Regions from separate parts of the Homo sapiens genome. Here region 1 is linked to region 2. A link is an interaction called in ENCODE POLR2A ChIA-PET data of the cell type or tissue named here. Cell type or tissue: GM12878. All regions are shown on one strand.

What was found. ChIA-PET counts read pairs that join two places held together with the same protein. Peaks named below come from ENCODE experiments on the same cell type or tissue, not always from the same donor. Only the 100,000 strongest peaks of a DNase experiment are listed, where the experiment ranks them.
Region 1: POLR2A ChIA-PET joins it to region 2 with 10 read pairs; 4 of 35 experiments call an interaction of 5 or more read pairs at or near these places.

Annotation. Positions count from the first base shown.
Region 1 is chr14:102,815,956-102,823,955 of GRCh38, forward strand. The region is part of intron 1 of TRAF3 (TNF receptor associated factor 3); the gene reads left to right. Among named protein-coding and RNA genes, the nearest start is that of TRAF3, 43 kb to the left of the region's middle. RefSeq lists enhancers at 3,308-3,387, 3,648-3,847, 3,968-4,077, 4,118-4,187. In GM12878, no CTCF peak of the experiment used is centred here; a DNase peak (open chromatin) is centred at 3,466; H3K4me3 peaks cover 4,736 bases; H3K27ac peaks cover 7,463 bases.
Region 2 is chr14:102,897,211-102,905,210 of GRCh38, forward strand. TRAF3 (TNF receptor associated factor 3) reads left to right here. Exons shown (of 12, transcript NM_145725.3): 10 at 51-191; 11 at 6,045-6,219. Among named protein-coding and RNA genes, the nearest start is that of AMN, 21 kb to the right of the region's middle. RefSeq lists enhancers at 2,974-3,475, 3,476-3,975, 4,294-4,723. In GM12878, no CTCF peak of the experiment used is centred here; DNase peaks (open chromatin) are centred at 1,651, 1,921 and 4,711; H3K4me3 peaks cover 2,833 bases; H3K27ac peaks cover 6,722 bases.

The sequences.
Region 1 (8,000 bases), 81 kb before region 2:
GAGATGAGATTTGGGTGGACACAGAGCCAAACCGTATTACTATTCTTTCTCCATTGAATGGTCTTGGTGCCCTTATCAAAAATGTATTTTCCATAAAAAAACACCAATTGACCATAAATATAAGGGCTTATTTCTGGACTCTAAATTCTATTTTTTTTTTTTTAAGAAACAGGGTCTCACTCTGTTGCCCAGGCAGGAGTGTAGTGATGCCATCTCAGTTCTCTTCAACCTCCGCCTCCTGGGCTCAGGTGATCCTCTCACCTCAGCCCCCCAAGTAGCTGGGACTACGAGCACATGCCACCACCCTCGCCTAATTTTTGTATTTTTTGTAGAGATGGGGTTTTACCATGTTGGCCAGGCTGGTCTCGAACTCCTGAGCTCAAGCAGTCCACCCTCCTCAGCCTCCCAAAGTGCTACGATTACATGCATTAGCTACCATACACCGATTGTACAGGCCACAGGCTAGCCCCACACACCAGATTTTGAAGATTAAGTGTGGTTTAAAAAAATGCAAAATATCCTGTTAATAATTTTTGATAATATTACATGTTGAAATGATAAAGTTTAATGTTGTGTTAAATAATACACAGTAAATTTTACTGACTTCTTTTTACTCTTTAATTGTAGCTGCTAGGAGATTTAAAATTATTTTTGTGATTCTCGTATTTCTGTTGGACCAGAGGTATTTTTTAATAGCATGACATTCTGTTACATGGTTGATTATATGATGATCATATGATTGTGGCAGTTTCTTGATTCGATTCTCTGTTGTTGGACACTTAGGTTGTTTCCAGTCTTCTCTGTTTTCCACGGTGCTGTGATGACTGACACTGTGGATGGGTAGTCATGCACTCCTGTGCCCGCTGCCAGGAAAGAGCTCATAAGGAGGACCTGGGAAGCATTTGCTGCACTTCTGAATCTAGCGCATGCAGACTCGACCCTGTGGGTCGAGCTTTGGTGAGAAGTGGTTGGATTTGGAACGTATCTTGAAGACGAAGCTGACTGTCTTTGCTGATGGATTGGATGTATGGCATGTGAGGAAGGGGGTCCTTTATGATCTAAGGAATTGGATGGTGCCATTTCCTGAGCCAGGCATTGCCAGAGGCAGATCAGAGAGGAACGGGTACCAAGGGCTCAGTGTTGGACCTGTTAGGTTTGAGATGCCTTTTTGATGCTCAAGTGGAGATGTTGAGTTGGTTATTGGATATACAGGTCTGGGGGAATTACAGGGAAAGGGGTGCTGGAGATATATTTGAGAATTATGAAAAGCTGTTTGAGCATCAAGCAGGATGGGTGAGACTTGACCACTGGATTTTGCAACTTGAAGGTCTTTGGGGACTTGGACAAGACTGGTGTCAGGAGGCATGACAAGTGGAAGTTTTCAGGGGAGAATGGGATGTGTGTGTTAACAGCTTCTTGAAAGAGTTTTCTCTAAAGTAGAATGATGGGGGAGTGGGGGTGCTGGGGACACATTAGCACTTACCGTGCTCTGGAAGGCAGGGTGTTCAGGAGGGAGGTTGACAGAGGAGGGCCTGGGATCCAGTGCCAGAGTAGAGGGTGGACCTTGCCCATGGGATCTGGAGGGAGGGCAGAGTAGACAGGCAGGCCTTCCTTTCAGCAGTGGGAGGAGGAGAAAATACCAGCTTGCCCCTTTCCAAAAGCTGAGAGTAAGGGTGACAAGGGGGAAAGAGGTATTATAGGTATGCTATGGAGTTAAAGGTAAAGTTTGCATGAATTTCGAATACAAAATGTAATACTTCATATCCATTGAGTTGCTTCAAAGTGCTTATCCTCAGGGTTCTCTCTCCTGTGCCTTTGGGGGTACTTTGGTGAAAAAGTTTGAGAAGCCACTTCATTATTGTAGTCTATTGTTACGTTGTTAAGTCTCACCCAAGTGAGTATTTAACCTTAAAGAGTTTGAGATTCACTTGCCTATTTTGTTATCCATAATAGAGCTTTTGCAGCTGCTCCAAATATCCCTCCATTTGTGCATCTTAATAGTTGTTTGGCAATCACCTTATTCTGCACTGGGAAGGCTGGAGAGGGGTGGGGAGCTGCGGGGTGTCTGGAGGCAGTATGGCGAGCTCGAGATTCCCACCCTTTCAGAGATGAGGTGGTGGAGGCAGGCAGGGCCTACTAGGCTTCTGAAGCAACACTCGCCAGGGACATTTTAGTGACCTTTTCCCCGTGTTCTCAAAACACTTTACAAATACACCATTTGTCTTTAATTCTGGCAGGGTGGTTTGGGTGAGCTGGGGGTAGTGCTGTTAGCCAACCTTTTACAATATTTAACAATCAGTAGAGATTAAAAGCTGTTTGGCCTCTTTCCCATTGATCACATAGCCTTTTTCTTTTTGTACAATTTTAGTATGATTAACCCTCCCACCCCCATTAAAGTTCTTCAGCCTTCTTAGTAGAAAGCTCTGTGAAGTTTGATTCACCCACGGAAGTTACTTCATGGAGTGGAAGCATTTGAGAAATCAGATCTTGGCTTTCTTCTTGTGGACAGATCAGGTGGCTGAGGCCTGGAGGGAGCTTGATTTGAGATGAGTAGTTTGTATGCCTGACTAAGTCAAGTAGCCACTTACTTCCCTTCACACTTAATCAAATCCTAACTCTCTAACTGAAACTTTGTACCATTTGACCAGTACCTCTCCTTTCCCCATTCCCCCGCTCCCAGCCTCCGTAACCACTGTTCTACTCTACGCTTCTTCACCTTCTACTTTCTTAGATTCCACATATAAATAAGACCATGTGGTATCCGTCACATATTTCACTTAGCATAATGCCCTCCAGGCTCTTCTGTGGCCATGGATGATAATCATGTATTGTATATTTCAAAATTGCTAAAGAGTAGATCTTAAATGTTTTCATCACAAGAAAAGGAACTTGGTGAGGTGATGGATAGATTAACTAGTTTGATTTAATCATTTCACAATGTATACATAGATCAAAACATCCCATTGTATCTTATAAATAAATACAATTTTTTTTGTCAATTAAATTTTTTAAAAATTACAAGAGGCTGAGGTGAGGTTACAGTGAGCTGTGATCATGCCACTGCACTCCAGCCTGGGTGACGGAGCAAGACTCTGTCTCTAAAAAAAAAAAAAGTGAAGTTAAAAATTAATTAATTTAAAAAAATCCCAACTCTTCCATCACCCCAGCCCTGCATCCTTCTCCCTTCCCCCAAGACCCCCTCCCCTGCCACTATGCTCTGATTCCTAGAGCGGTGTGTCCCTGTCCTGCCACTCTTGCTGTGCCTGTGGCTGTCCCTGTTCCTTGGGTAGCTTCCCTGTTACTCCTCAGGGGCTTCCCTGGCCACCCTCTGCTCGGGCCCTTCCTGAGTGTTACATCAGCACCTTTCTTGCCCGCACCCACCACCAGCCACAGCTTGTGTTTGCCGTGTGAGCCGGAGCACTTGTTTGTCACCTCACGGTCTTCCCCTCCATGAGGGCAGGCACGGCAGTCTTGCTTTCATTCTTGCTTTCATGCAGTCTACCCAGCTGTGGGCGAGATGTGTGCACATCGCTCAGCATGTTTGTAGAATGAACACATGTATAAACTAGACTTGAATGGAGATTATTGTTCTCTCCTGGCCATTAAAGGTGCTTCTTCCTGCTGCTCATTTACATCTCAGGTGTTACCATCTCTGGCCAGTGCCTGCCCTGTTGTTGTCATCTAACAGTCATGGGACCACACCTTTGTGACTCTCAGGGCCAGAGGTGTTTGGGAATGTGGAATTTTTGAGATTTTTAGAACAGAAATAGTGAAAGTACCGTATAGTATAGGACATCCTAGGCAGCACCATATAATCAAGCACATTAAGATTTTTGCAGCAAAAAGTATATGAATATTCACACTAAGTGGGACAGTGAGACTATGAATAGCTTCACATCAGATCAGGGCATACCGCCAAGTGAGTTATGAACATGCTTTCAGTTTTCAGAGAGCTTTTTGGATTTTCAAATTGCAGAGAAGGGATTATGGACCTGTCTTAGTGAGCATCTGCTTGTCACGCATTATGCAGCGTGCTGAAATACAAAGGAAGAAAACATCACGCCTGCCCTCCCGTGTAGGGGGTGGGTGGTCACCACATGCGGGTGGTGAGCCCATGCTGGGAGGGCACTCCCGGCAGGTCCTGTTGTTCTCCCTGTCATCTCCCCCTTTCCTTTGCGAGCGTCCTCTACAGGTGCGGTTTCAGGTGAGCCACATGGGGGGCTGGCAGAAGGGGCACTGCATTGTGACGCAGGGTCAAATGTGTCCCTCTCAGAGTGTAGGAGGTAACCGTTCTGGATCGCCTGGATCCTGCCCTTGGGTCTGGCTGCCCGGGTCCAAGGAGGAAAGGGCCGACTCCAGGTGATGCTGCAGACCAGGAGCGCTGCCCTCACTTCCTAACCTTCTGCACTTGGGTGCCGGGGCCCCCTCTCTGCAGTCACACACTCTGCCCTCTTAGCTGGGCCTAGAGCTTTAAACATTAACTGGATTCAACATACGTTTTTCTGACTTTTTAAATATAATGAGTATAGTTTTATTTTAATGTTTTTCAGATGCATTTTGATGTAGGTAGGTACCTTTACATTTTAAAAATTTATTTGCTTTCTGAAATGGGACCAGCATATATATATATATATATATATATATATATATATATATATATTTTTTTTTTTTTTTTTTTTTTTTTTTTTTTGACAGGTTCTTGCTCTGTCACCCAGGCCAGAGCACAGTGGTGCAATCACAGCGCACTGCAGTGCAGCCTCAATCTCCTGGGCTCAAGCGATCCCCCACCTCAGCCTCTTGAGTAGCTGGGGTTATAGGCACCCACCACCACACTTGGCTAAGTTTTAAAAAATTTTTTTATAGAGACAGGGTCTCACTATGTTGACTAGGCTGGTCTTGAACTCCTGGGTTCAAGCAGATCCTCCTGGCTCAGCCTCCCAAAGTGCTGAGATTACAGGCATGAACCACCACACCCTCCTGGTACCTGCATTTTGAAAATGTTTCATTGCCAAGCCTGCAGGGAAGTCTGCCCTTTTTTTATTAGAAAATGAAGAGCTAATTCTGAAATATGCCTACTAAATATGCATATCTCAAGCACTTTAAAAGGATGTAGGGTGAAATAGTCTGTTCCTGAAGCAAATATCACTGTGTGTTCATTCCATTATTTCCGTAGCTTTTCTGTGGCTTTTGATAAGTTGTGTAGAATGTATTAAGTCTCATCTGAAAATGTATATTAAAGATTGTTCTTTTAATTTAAAATGATTTGTCCAAGGTACTTGACTTAATGATTCAAGATTTAATGAGCCGTGACACTTTTAGTAACACCGTCTCAATCTTTCAGATTTTATAAAAGATATTAAAGTTTTCAGAAAGTTGAGAATGGTCTTTTGTAATGTATTTTAAGATAGTTAAGAATAGAGTTTATATAATTAAGATTAGGATTTGTATTGCAAAAACTCCCTTCAAGACGCATTTTGGGCCTTTATGAGCGAGTAATCATGACAGGACAGAGTGGCTTCACCCACAGTTTTGTGGTTAATATTTGCAAGTCGTTTATTTAACAAGGTTGAAAAGAGGCTTCCTGGTGTCTTTTATAATTATCCTTTTCTGGGGACCAACTTATAAAGTAAAAAATACCTGGTGGCATTATCTTTGCTTCAGATGTATTATGTTTATGGAATTGGAAATGTTTGATTTCTTAGTGTGTGTGTATCAGTGGATTATGTAGTTTAAAATGTTTGCATCTGTATTGCATGCATAAACATGTCCGTTTCCAAGTGTGGCCTTTAAATACTCAGGGTTTTGTGGCCGGGCACGGTGGCTCACGCCTGTAATCCCAGCACTTTGGGAGCCCGAGGCAGGCAGATCATGAGGTCGGGAGTTCGAGACCAGCCTGGCCAATATGGTGAAACCCAGTCTCTACTAAAAATATAAAAATTAGCCGGGTGTGGTGGCGTGTGCCTGTAATCCTAGCTATTCGAGAGGCTGAGACAAAAGAATTGCTTGAACCCTGGAGGCGGAGGTTGCAGTGAGCCAAGATTGTGCCACTGCACTCCAGCCTGGATGACAGAGTGAGACTCCATCTCAAATAAAATAAAATACAATAAAATAAAAGACTGAGGGTTTTTTAAAAGGTCATAATAGAAAAATTTTATGTGTTTTAATTGTTTAAATGTTTTCTTCGGGATTAAAAAAACCTGAATGTATTCTGGGAAAATGTTAAATGGATGCAACACTATAAGATTTTCCACAGAAATATGTTATTCACCGTGAAGCACAATGGGAAGGCTCCATTAGCACTTTAGATGGTATCATAACTTTGGAAAAACCATTTCACCATGCGAGTATTTACAAAAACTGAAGCTGTCCCTGTCAGGTTTTGACAGAGCTTAGCTATATAGGTAGTAAGTGACGCAGTGCCAAAACCAGTCTTAAATTACCTATGTTGTCAATATGCAGATTTTCTCTATTTAGTATTTAAGCTATGAATTTACCAATCTGAGTAACTTGAAATGCAGTATCATAAAAAGAATCAGATCTACCAAACTGAAAATGTGTGCGTATCTAAAGTAGTTTCTTTTCTTGATTTTGGTTAAGTTAACAGGAGTATCTTCACATCTGTAATTTCTGGTAACTTAATGAGAACACACTGAACTTTTGGGTCACAATAAATTTTCCCATTATGTAAAATATTTTACACACCGGTTGACTCATTGTGAATTGTGAGTCGACATGATTCTCTTCCTGCGGAAAACAGAAACACATGCTGGCCGGGCGCTGTGGCTTATGCCTGTAATCCCAGCACTTTGGGAGGTGAAGGCGGGTGGATCACCTGAGGTCAGGAGTTCGAGACCCAGCCTGACCAACATGGAGAAACCCTGTCTCTACTAAAAATACAAAATTAGCCGGGCATGGTGGCACATGCCTGTAATTCCAGCTACTGGGGAGGCTGAGGCAGGAGAGTTGCTTGAACCCGGGAGGCAGAGGTTGCGGTGAGCCGAGATCACGCCATTGCACTCCAGCCTAGGCAACAAGAGTGAAACTCCATCTCAAAAAAAAAAAAAAGAAACACATGTTATTGTAATGATGATTTGAGCCAATTACAGGATTGTGCTTATGTTACCACATTGACTAGGTGCTTTCTGTGAGTTGGGTTGTTGAAGAGTTTGAGGTAGACAGATGGCAGTGGGTGGGAATGAGCGGGGAGCTTTTGTTAGGTTTAGGGAATGTGGTCTTTCCACCATCATTTAGTTGTTTATTTTATGCATAGGCTTATTTTCGTTCTTGTGAGCATTATGTTGAGTTAATGTGTTTTCTTTGACCTCAAACCTTCTGAAATGTTTCTGGGTCTTAAAGATTCAGGTATTATTTATTTCATAGTAGACAGAATCAAGTAAATGAATACTTTCTTGGGGGAGAGTGTTGATAAGTTCCATAGCGACACCTCTCCCTCATGATTAAAAGTGCTACATTTGCACAAATATGTGACTTATATTTTATATTAAAATTAAGATCAACTTTTTTCTTGAGAAGTTGTTGAACTTTTAGATTTGGGAGAGGGGGAGTTCTCACAGGAATTATGAATTGTTTTGACTAGTGAGAAGCTTATTTAACATTTTTGGAAGGAGTACCCCAAAAGTAATGCATCTTTTGGCATAGTGGAAACTTGCAGTAACGTTTTCTTGTTGTTTTTTAATTGATTGGGTGACCTGCATCTCATTAAGTGGTGTCTATTGGATGTTTGGCCTTTGGCTTGATTGTGTCCGCTTTTAAAAAATAACTTTATTGAAATCGTCACATTCCATACAATTACCTATTTAAAGTGTCCATGTCTGTGGTTTTTAGTATATTCACAGAGTTGTGCAGCCATTGCCTACTTTGGACATTCTATGGAAATGCGGTTGACAGGATGTGTTTTCTGTGTGCAGTCTCTGTCACTAAGCACCATATTTTCATTCATATTGTGCATGTATGCATCGGTTGTTCCTTGTTAATGTCGA
Region 2 (8,000 bases):
TAATATGAAAACCACTTTTGGTTACATTAATTAAAGAATTTCTTTTTTAGGTTTCCTTGTTGCAGAATGAAAGTGTAGAAAAAAACAAGAGCATACAAAGTTTGCACAATCAGATATGTAGCTTTGAAATTGAAATTGAGAGACAAAAGGAAATGCTTCGAAATAATGAATCCAAAATCCTTCATTTACAGGTAAGAATCTTAGGACTACGGCCAGATCAAAGGGTGGAGGAGCTTGCCTGTGTTCCCCTTAAGGGTTTCTTAGCAAACTCTTTGAGCTGAGTCCTTGACCTTTGCAAGCAGAAAGGCAACTGATTTCTCTGGCCTAAGTGAAGGCTTAGAAAAGGCAGCTGGACTAGCACAGGCCCGGCCTGGGAAGCCGCAGGTCAGCGTTTTCAAACTGCCTTTTCTCTGGAGAGCAAGCCTCCACCCCTCTTCCATGCCTTTGATCTACCGTTGGAGAAATAAGATGCGAAGCTTGTATTTGTTAAATTAGCTGTTTTTATTATTTAAGATTTCATATTGTTCATGAGTAGTTGCTGTGTGCAAAGTCTCACTTCCTGCAGTGAGGTGCTGTGCAGCCCAGCTACTCTGTGTGAGCTTTCCAGTGACACGCGCTCACCCGCTGGGTTTCACTGTGGAAATCCACACGCACCTCCAGAAGAACAAACCAGTGAACCTTTGCTCCCCTGAATAGAGGCGATGATGTAAAGGGGACTGATGAAATGTCGCTTCTCCTGTCTTCTGTCGTCACAGGTGTCTGTGGGGTGCTTGTTAATAGATGATCATTGTAGATGCTCTCTGCACATTCACTTACTCGTGTGCATTTGTGATAGCACTTCCCATGGGTGTGTCACACACCGTGGAAGAATCACTCATGTCACTGAAGGGCCTGAACTTAGACGGTGTGTCCCTAGATTATCTGGAAGAGAAACTACTTCTAATAGCACAGAGTCATGGCATCTTTGAGAATGCCTTTTCTCCAATTTTTGACATTGGAGATGAGTCATAGTGACTTGAATTGCGTAGGGATTTATTAAATTAATTTCATTTTTATTATATTTTGTAGTTATCCAGAGAGAGAAGGAGAAAACACAATGAAACATTAGATTGTATTAGAAAAGGCACAAGTCATTAGCATTAAATCAAGCCAAATAAAGTACAATGTTTCTTAAAACACCAAGCCTCCCGCTGGAAGCCCCTAGCATTTTGCTGAGGGCCCAGTGATGTGTCAGTCATCAGACTGGCCAAGGCGACTGGTCAGGCCACTGCTGCGGGGCCCTGGCCATCCTGTGGCCCGCCTGCACCTGCGCTCCCTGGCAAGCAGCTCTGGCTGTTCATGAGATTATTGCTGTGTTTTGACCTGGGGCTCAGAGAGGCACTGGAAAGGCCGGGGAAATCACCTCTTAAAATAGCCACAACAGAAGGAAGAATGCACAAGTACTGGATTCATTTACAACAAAAAGTTAGAATATACACAGTGATGTACCAACGCCCCATCCCAAACCTCACATTTCCTCTGCATTCATCTTCAGTTTCTCCCCTTCCAGTCAGGTGTTGTCATTTACTTTCCTTTTTAGTCGAGTTTAATCACTCTATGGTATGTGATTTCTACTTGAAAACTTTTGTGATTGGATGAACCAATGAAGCATAAGTCAGAAAGAAAGGGGGAAGCCAAGTTGCCAAGGGCAGAGAAGTGAGGATGGAGTGGTGACGGCAGCGGTCAGTGTCCCTTGACCTGTGACGAGTAGAAGGTGATGGCGCACCTGCCTCTTCCCCACAGGAGGCTGGGCGTGGCGGAGAGCAGGTTGTGTTTAGGGAAGGGACTCAGAGCAGGCTGCCCGCGCCTGATTCCCCTGAGTGCAGGGACACGGCTCTGCCTGAAACATGTGAAAACTCTTCTCCATGTGACCTGTTGAGCAGGCGTGGTCTACACAGAAGGTCCTTCCAACCGTGTGGTTTTTTGAAAGGGGAAATTCAGTGTTACCTTTGGGACCACTGTGGGGTTGGTGGTCTTTGGCCAGGAGGATTCTGCACTGTCCATCCTCAGGAAATGCTGATTGAAAGCCTTCTGATGCCCAGAGGTGCTGGCTGTGTGGGAGCTGCACGGGGCCAGGCCATCCCTCTGCTGCTGCAGGCCCCGCCTACCCTCTTGAGCAGCAGCCCAGCTCAGCCGTGTTCCCCACTGTTTCATCCTCAGAGCCCTTCCTGTTGCCCCAGGAAGGGTTTATCGTAAAATCTTACTGTGGCCCAGAAAACCTCTGTGCCTGGCCACCGGTCACCTTCCCAGCTTCGCCCCACTCCCTGCGCTAAAGTGGACCCGCTCATTGTTCCTTGACAAGCTCCATGCTGCTGCACAGATGTCTTTTTCTCCTGCTTCCCTTCCTGGCCAGCTCCAGGCACTCCTCCAGCCATGTTTGTGGACCAGCTAGGTGATGAGGGCACACGTCACTTGGGGTCTTCTTCTTTCTTCCTTGTCTGATTCTCCAGTAGACCCTAAAGCCCTGGTGATGGCGGGAGTCGAAGCACAGAGGGCCCGATGGCCTGGCTGTGGCAGTGGGGGTGCAGGCAGGGGGTCAAGGAGTGGAATTCAAGAGTGTCTTTGCTTTTTTGCCTGTCCGGGGAACGATGAGTTCTTAATATTTTACTTCTTAAATATCCTGTTTTTCTTTATTAAGAAGACAGCCAGGCCGGATGCAGTGGCTCACATCTGTAATCCCAGCACTTTGGGAGGCCGAGGCGGGCGGATCATGAGGTCAGGAGATCGAGACCATCCTGGCTAACACGGTGAAACCCCGTCTCTACTAAAAATACAAAAAATTAGCCAGGTGCGGTGGTGGGCGCCTGTAGTCCCAGCTACTCGGGAGGCTGAGGCAGGAGAATGGTGTGAACCCGGGAGGCGGAACTTGCAGTGAGCCGAGATAGCGCCGCTGCAGTCAGGCGTGGGAGAAAGAGCAAGACTCCGTCTCGGAAAAAAAAAAAAAAAAAAAAAAAGACAGCCTAGGCCGGTAGGCCGGACACGGTGGCTCACACCCATATTCCCAGCACTTTGGAAGGCCGAGGCGGGTGGATCACGAGGTCAGGAGTTCAAGACCAGCCTGGCCAAGATGGCGAAACCCCGTCTCTACTAAAAATAGAAAAATTAGCTGGGCGCAGTGGCAGGCATCTGTAATCCCAGCTACTCGGGAGGCTGAGGCAGAAGAATCACTTGAACCCAGGCGGCAGAGGTTGCAGTGAGCAAAGATTGCGCCATTGCACTCGAGACTGGGTGACAGAGCAAGACTGTCTCAAAGAAAAAAAAGAAGATAGCATAGGTGCGAGCATGACCCAGGCTTCTGGTGTCAGTGGACTAGATGAACTGGTGGTTCTTACAGTCAGGGGGTCCACAGGGCACACGTAGAGGAGCACGCACTGGGACAGAAGGCAGGGACGTCCATCCACGCGGCCTTCACTCAGGCTGCCGGCACCACCGGGCTTCTCACAGCGCCGGGCTTGTGTGCCAGGGTCGCAGTGGCCTGAGAGTGAGGCATCACAGCAGGTGACACGGTTGCAGCCCTGGCATGCAAGTGTATAAGGCTCACGGGCTGATGCTCCCTGAAGGCAAACCTTCTGATTTGGATTGTTGATGTGGAGTGCAGTCTGTCTCTTCAGCTCTGTGTCGGAGTCTTTTTTCTGTACAATTCCATACCTGCACTTGAGATTTATTTTTTATAGAAACTGCAGTGACTGAGTGTAGACCGTTCTTCAAGGATGAAATCACGTTTGCTGCGTTTTAGAGAACACTTGATGTGACTCTGCGTTCTGCTTTGAAATGGTGCCATTGATACAGATGAAGTGCCTGTTTTAAAAATAGCCCGAGTTCCCTTGCTGCTCATGGAGACGCCTTTTATTTAGTCGTGCTGGTCTGTGCATGCGGTGCACGCATGTTGTGTGTTCCTGACTCGGGGGCCCCTGCTGTGTGGGGGAGTCCTTGCTGGAGACTCCCCGTTCTGTGCTTGAGGTCAGGCGTGCCCTTGCGTAGCACAATCGCGGGGAGGGGTGGCTCGGTGCCATCCCCCTCTTAACCTCGGGGGCCTGAGGCTCAGCGTGAGGCGCAGCTTGTCTTGGGCCACCCTGCCTGGGACTCATGCTTCATTTCGGGGTTTGCTAAGTTACAAAGGGCGTCTCTCAGACCTCTGTTGATCAGGTTTTCATTAACTTTCCCCTGCCACTCGCGAGCACCCCTGCCAGCTCAGTGTGCGTGTTAGAAGGTGGAGATGCGAGAGGCTTCCGGTGCTCACTAGAGGAGCCGTGTATTTGGATGTTCAGTGTCGTCAGTGGTATTGTCCCCCAGCAAATAGACTTGGTGAGCTAATTAAATATCCTTCTGAACATGTATGATTGTGTAAAATAAAGGGACAGTGACAGTGTCAGTTTAAAGGGACAGTGACAGTGGAAAGAGGTGTTCTTTAGAGAAATTATCCTTACTTTTTAGAGGTTAACTAATATCATGTTTCTTGGAAAGAACAGGAAGAATAACACTGCTTTTACGCCCAAAAAGCCACCCAGACCTGTCATGTTTGTGTCTTTGTGGTTAATAACAGCCAGCAAAGGTGCTGAAACCTAGATGTTTAAAAATAGACTTCCAAAAGGAGAAGTGAATTCAGGGGGCCCTGGGGCCCGCCCCTCGAGCACCCGGTGTGGCCCTCAGCTTGTGAGGTGGCTCAGTCATTCCACAGCTGCATTGAGCACTGAACTCTCCAGCCATCACAAGCTGCTTGAAAATGCACATCATTTTTTGAAGTGAAAACCCTTTAAGTCCCTGGCTTCATCTCACAGGTGGACACTCCAGCCCCTTAACACAGACTGGGCCACCAGGGCGGAGTACAGCTCCCACCCCTCCAGGTAGTGACAAATATGAGCAGCCTGTGTGTTTTGGGAAAGGGCTTTCTGAATTAGTTAAATGAAGTAGCATAAAGTCAGGCCTGGTTACTGGCAGCCTCGTGTGTTCGTGGCAGGGTTTCTGCGTTCCTGCCTCCCTCGCTGGGGCCTGGCAGCCTGAGTGTGGAGCTGGAGGGGGAAGACCCCTGCGTCTGCAGCATCGGCCCACTGGGTTTCACCTAGGGCCTGAGGACATGCCTTGGGGCCCTTTCCTGCCACCATCCAGGTGGGAGGGGTCTGAGGAGTGGGAGTCTTCTCCTGGGACCCTGGGGTCGTTCTGGGGAACCCCCTGCAGCCACAGAGACAGGACTGTGCTTCTGCCCCAGACCCAGCAGCAGGGTAGGAGGCCTTTAGACGTTCCAAGGGAAGATGAGGCCACATGGGCATGATTCTGGCATCCTAAACCTGAGACCCTGTGGCAGCCATGCAGGGCCACCTGTCCCGTGGGACCTGCACTTACAGGGGTGAGGCCTCTCTGGGAAGCAGGGACCCTCTGTATTATGGCCCCCGAGGTATACGAGGGCTGCAGAGGAGATGTCCATGGGAGCCTTGTGGCCCCGCACAGGTGCTGTGGCCTGGGAGAAGAGCTGGGAGGGACACATGGGAGTGTGAGGGTGAGGTCGGATCCTGGTATCTGAACAGGAGAGCTGGTGGGGTTGGCTGATGCCAGGGTGTGGGTGTGTGAGAAACAGGCGGGCAGGCGGCACCAGTGCCACTGTGAAACAGGGAAGCCTGCTGTGGGCAGCAGAAGCATGAGCTGCTGCCTGCCCCAGAGACAGTGGAGACCTCTCCCCTGGTCTTCTGAACACTTGCCACCTGTCACTTTGCTTTCCTGATGGCTCTCTGTTGACAAAGCAAGCTGACTTAGTGGAGCCTCCTGTTGTTTTCTTCCATGTGGCTTCATGTCACCTCGAGTGCTCCCTGCCGGCACAAGCACTTGATCCCAGGGAGCTCCCAGGAGGCCTGATGCAGAGCCCCACTCCTGGAGTCAGAGCCGCGGGTGGCAGGCCTCATACAGGGGCCTCTGACTGTTCTGCTCCTAGCCTGTCTGTATTTGATGGAAGGTGGTGCAGCATTTTCCGAGTCCTAACTGTGTTTTGCTTTTTAACACCTTTGGTTTGGAAGCGAGTGATAGACAGCCAAGCAGAGAAACTGAAGGAGCTTGACAAGGAGATCCGGCCCTTCCGGCAGAACTGGGAGGAAGCAGACAGCATGAAGAGCAGCGTGGAGTCCCTCCAGAACCGCGTGACCGAGCTGGAGAGCGTGGACAAGAGCGCGGGGCAAGTGGCTCGGAACACAGGTGAGGCAGGGGCCGGGGCCGGGCCAGCAGTGTGCATCTGGGCCCCGGGCGAGTGCTGGGGCGGGGTCCGTGGGATGAGGGCTATGTTAGGTACATGTGCCTTAGGACAGTTTTTTCTAATTATGGGTAACACGCAGAGGTGTGATGACTTTCCTACTGAAAGTCCCCCAGCAAAGACAAACGTTTCCCGCGCAGGCTTGTCCCCTCCGTGTGAGGCCCTACATGGTGTAGAAAGTAGGGGCAGCTGCAGCCACGGGAAGCTGCAAAGCCCTCCTGGGAGAGACTGGCCGCAGGGTGACCCACAGGACAGGCCCAAGCGCAGATGGCAGAGGCCAGGACCTGCTGGTCGGGGCGCCCCAGACCCCACTCCTAAGGGCCAGGGGGCAGCAGTCCCACCGCGCTCTGCCAGCATGTTTCTGATCCACAAGCAGATGTGGGCCTATGGCTTTGGGGACTGAAAGAGTATTGGGAATATTTACATGAGGAGGATTAATGGCAGAAAGGAACACAGATTACCGGTGTGTGTGTGGGGCCGGATGAAGCAGGCAGAGAATGAGGTTGGAGGAGAGGGGAGCAGCTTCGCCTCCAAGAGAGCAGAGGCCACCTGTGGGTGCTGAGGCCGGAGGGAGGAGTGGGGAGAGCACAGCTGTCTCCTGCTCCCAGGAGCTCCCACCAGCGGGCTTCCCAGGAAGCCACAGTGGAGCACTCTGTCTTGGACCCTGCAGTGAGGTGTCCTTTGACACACAGGCAGGTCAACCGCCCAGGACATCCCCTGTCAGCAGTCTGTGCCTAGTAATGTGTCCAGACAGACAGGGCTGTGGGCATGAGAGCTGTGGTAGAACTGGGGCAGGGACCTGGGCTCTTCCCTGGGAGGCGGTGGCCTCAGGACATCTTCTACACAGTTTTGCTGGTGTTACCCCCAGAAACCACAGTGATTTTTATATTGTTGCTTCAGATGCTGGTATGACTGGGCATGGTGGTGTGGCCTATAGTCCCAGTGCTTTGGGAGGCTGAGGCAGGAGGATTACTTAAGCTCAGGAGTTTGATGCCAGCCTGAGCAACAGAGCAAGACCTTGCCTCTTTAAAAATTAAAAAATGAGGCCGGGTGCAGTGGCTCACGCCTGTAATCCCAGCACTTTGGGAGGCTGAGGTGGGCAGATCACGAGGTCAGGAGATTGAGATCATCCTGGCTAACACGGTGAAACCCCATCTCTAGTAAAAATACAAAAAGTTAGCCGGGCATGGTGGCGGGCGCCTGTAGTCCCAGCTACTCGGGAGGCTGAGGCAGGAGAATGGTGTGAACCCGGGAGGCGGAGCTTGCAGTGAGCCGAGATTGTGCCACTGCACTCCAGCCTGGGCGACAGAGCGAGACTCCATCTCAAAAAAAAAAAAAAAAAAAGAGCCAGGCACGGTGGCTCACGCCTGTAATCCCAGCACTTTGGGAGATCGAGGCAGGTGGATCACCTGAGGTCAGAAGTTCGAGACCAGCCTGGCCAACATGGCGAAACCCTGTCCCTACTAAAAATACAAAAATTAGCCAGGCGTGGTGGCAGGCACCTCTAATCCCAGCTGCTCAGGAGGCTGAGACAGGAGAATCGCTTGAACCTGGGAGGCAGAGGTTGCAGTCAGCTGAGATGGTGCCACTGCACTCCAGTCTGGGCAACAGAGCGAGACTCCGTCTCAAAAAAATGAAATAAAATAACGAGTGCTGGTGCAGCTTTGCTTTCCTAACCTCTCTGACGTTCACCTGTCTCATTCACCAAACCCTCCTCACCTGTGGC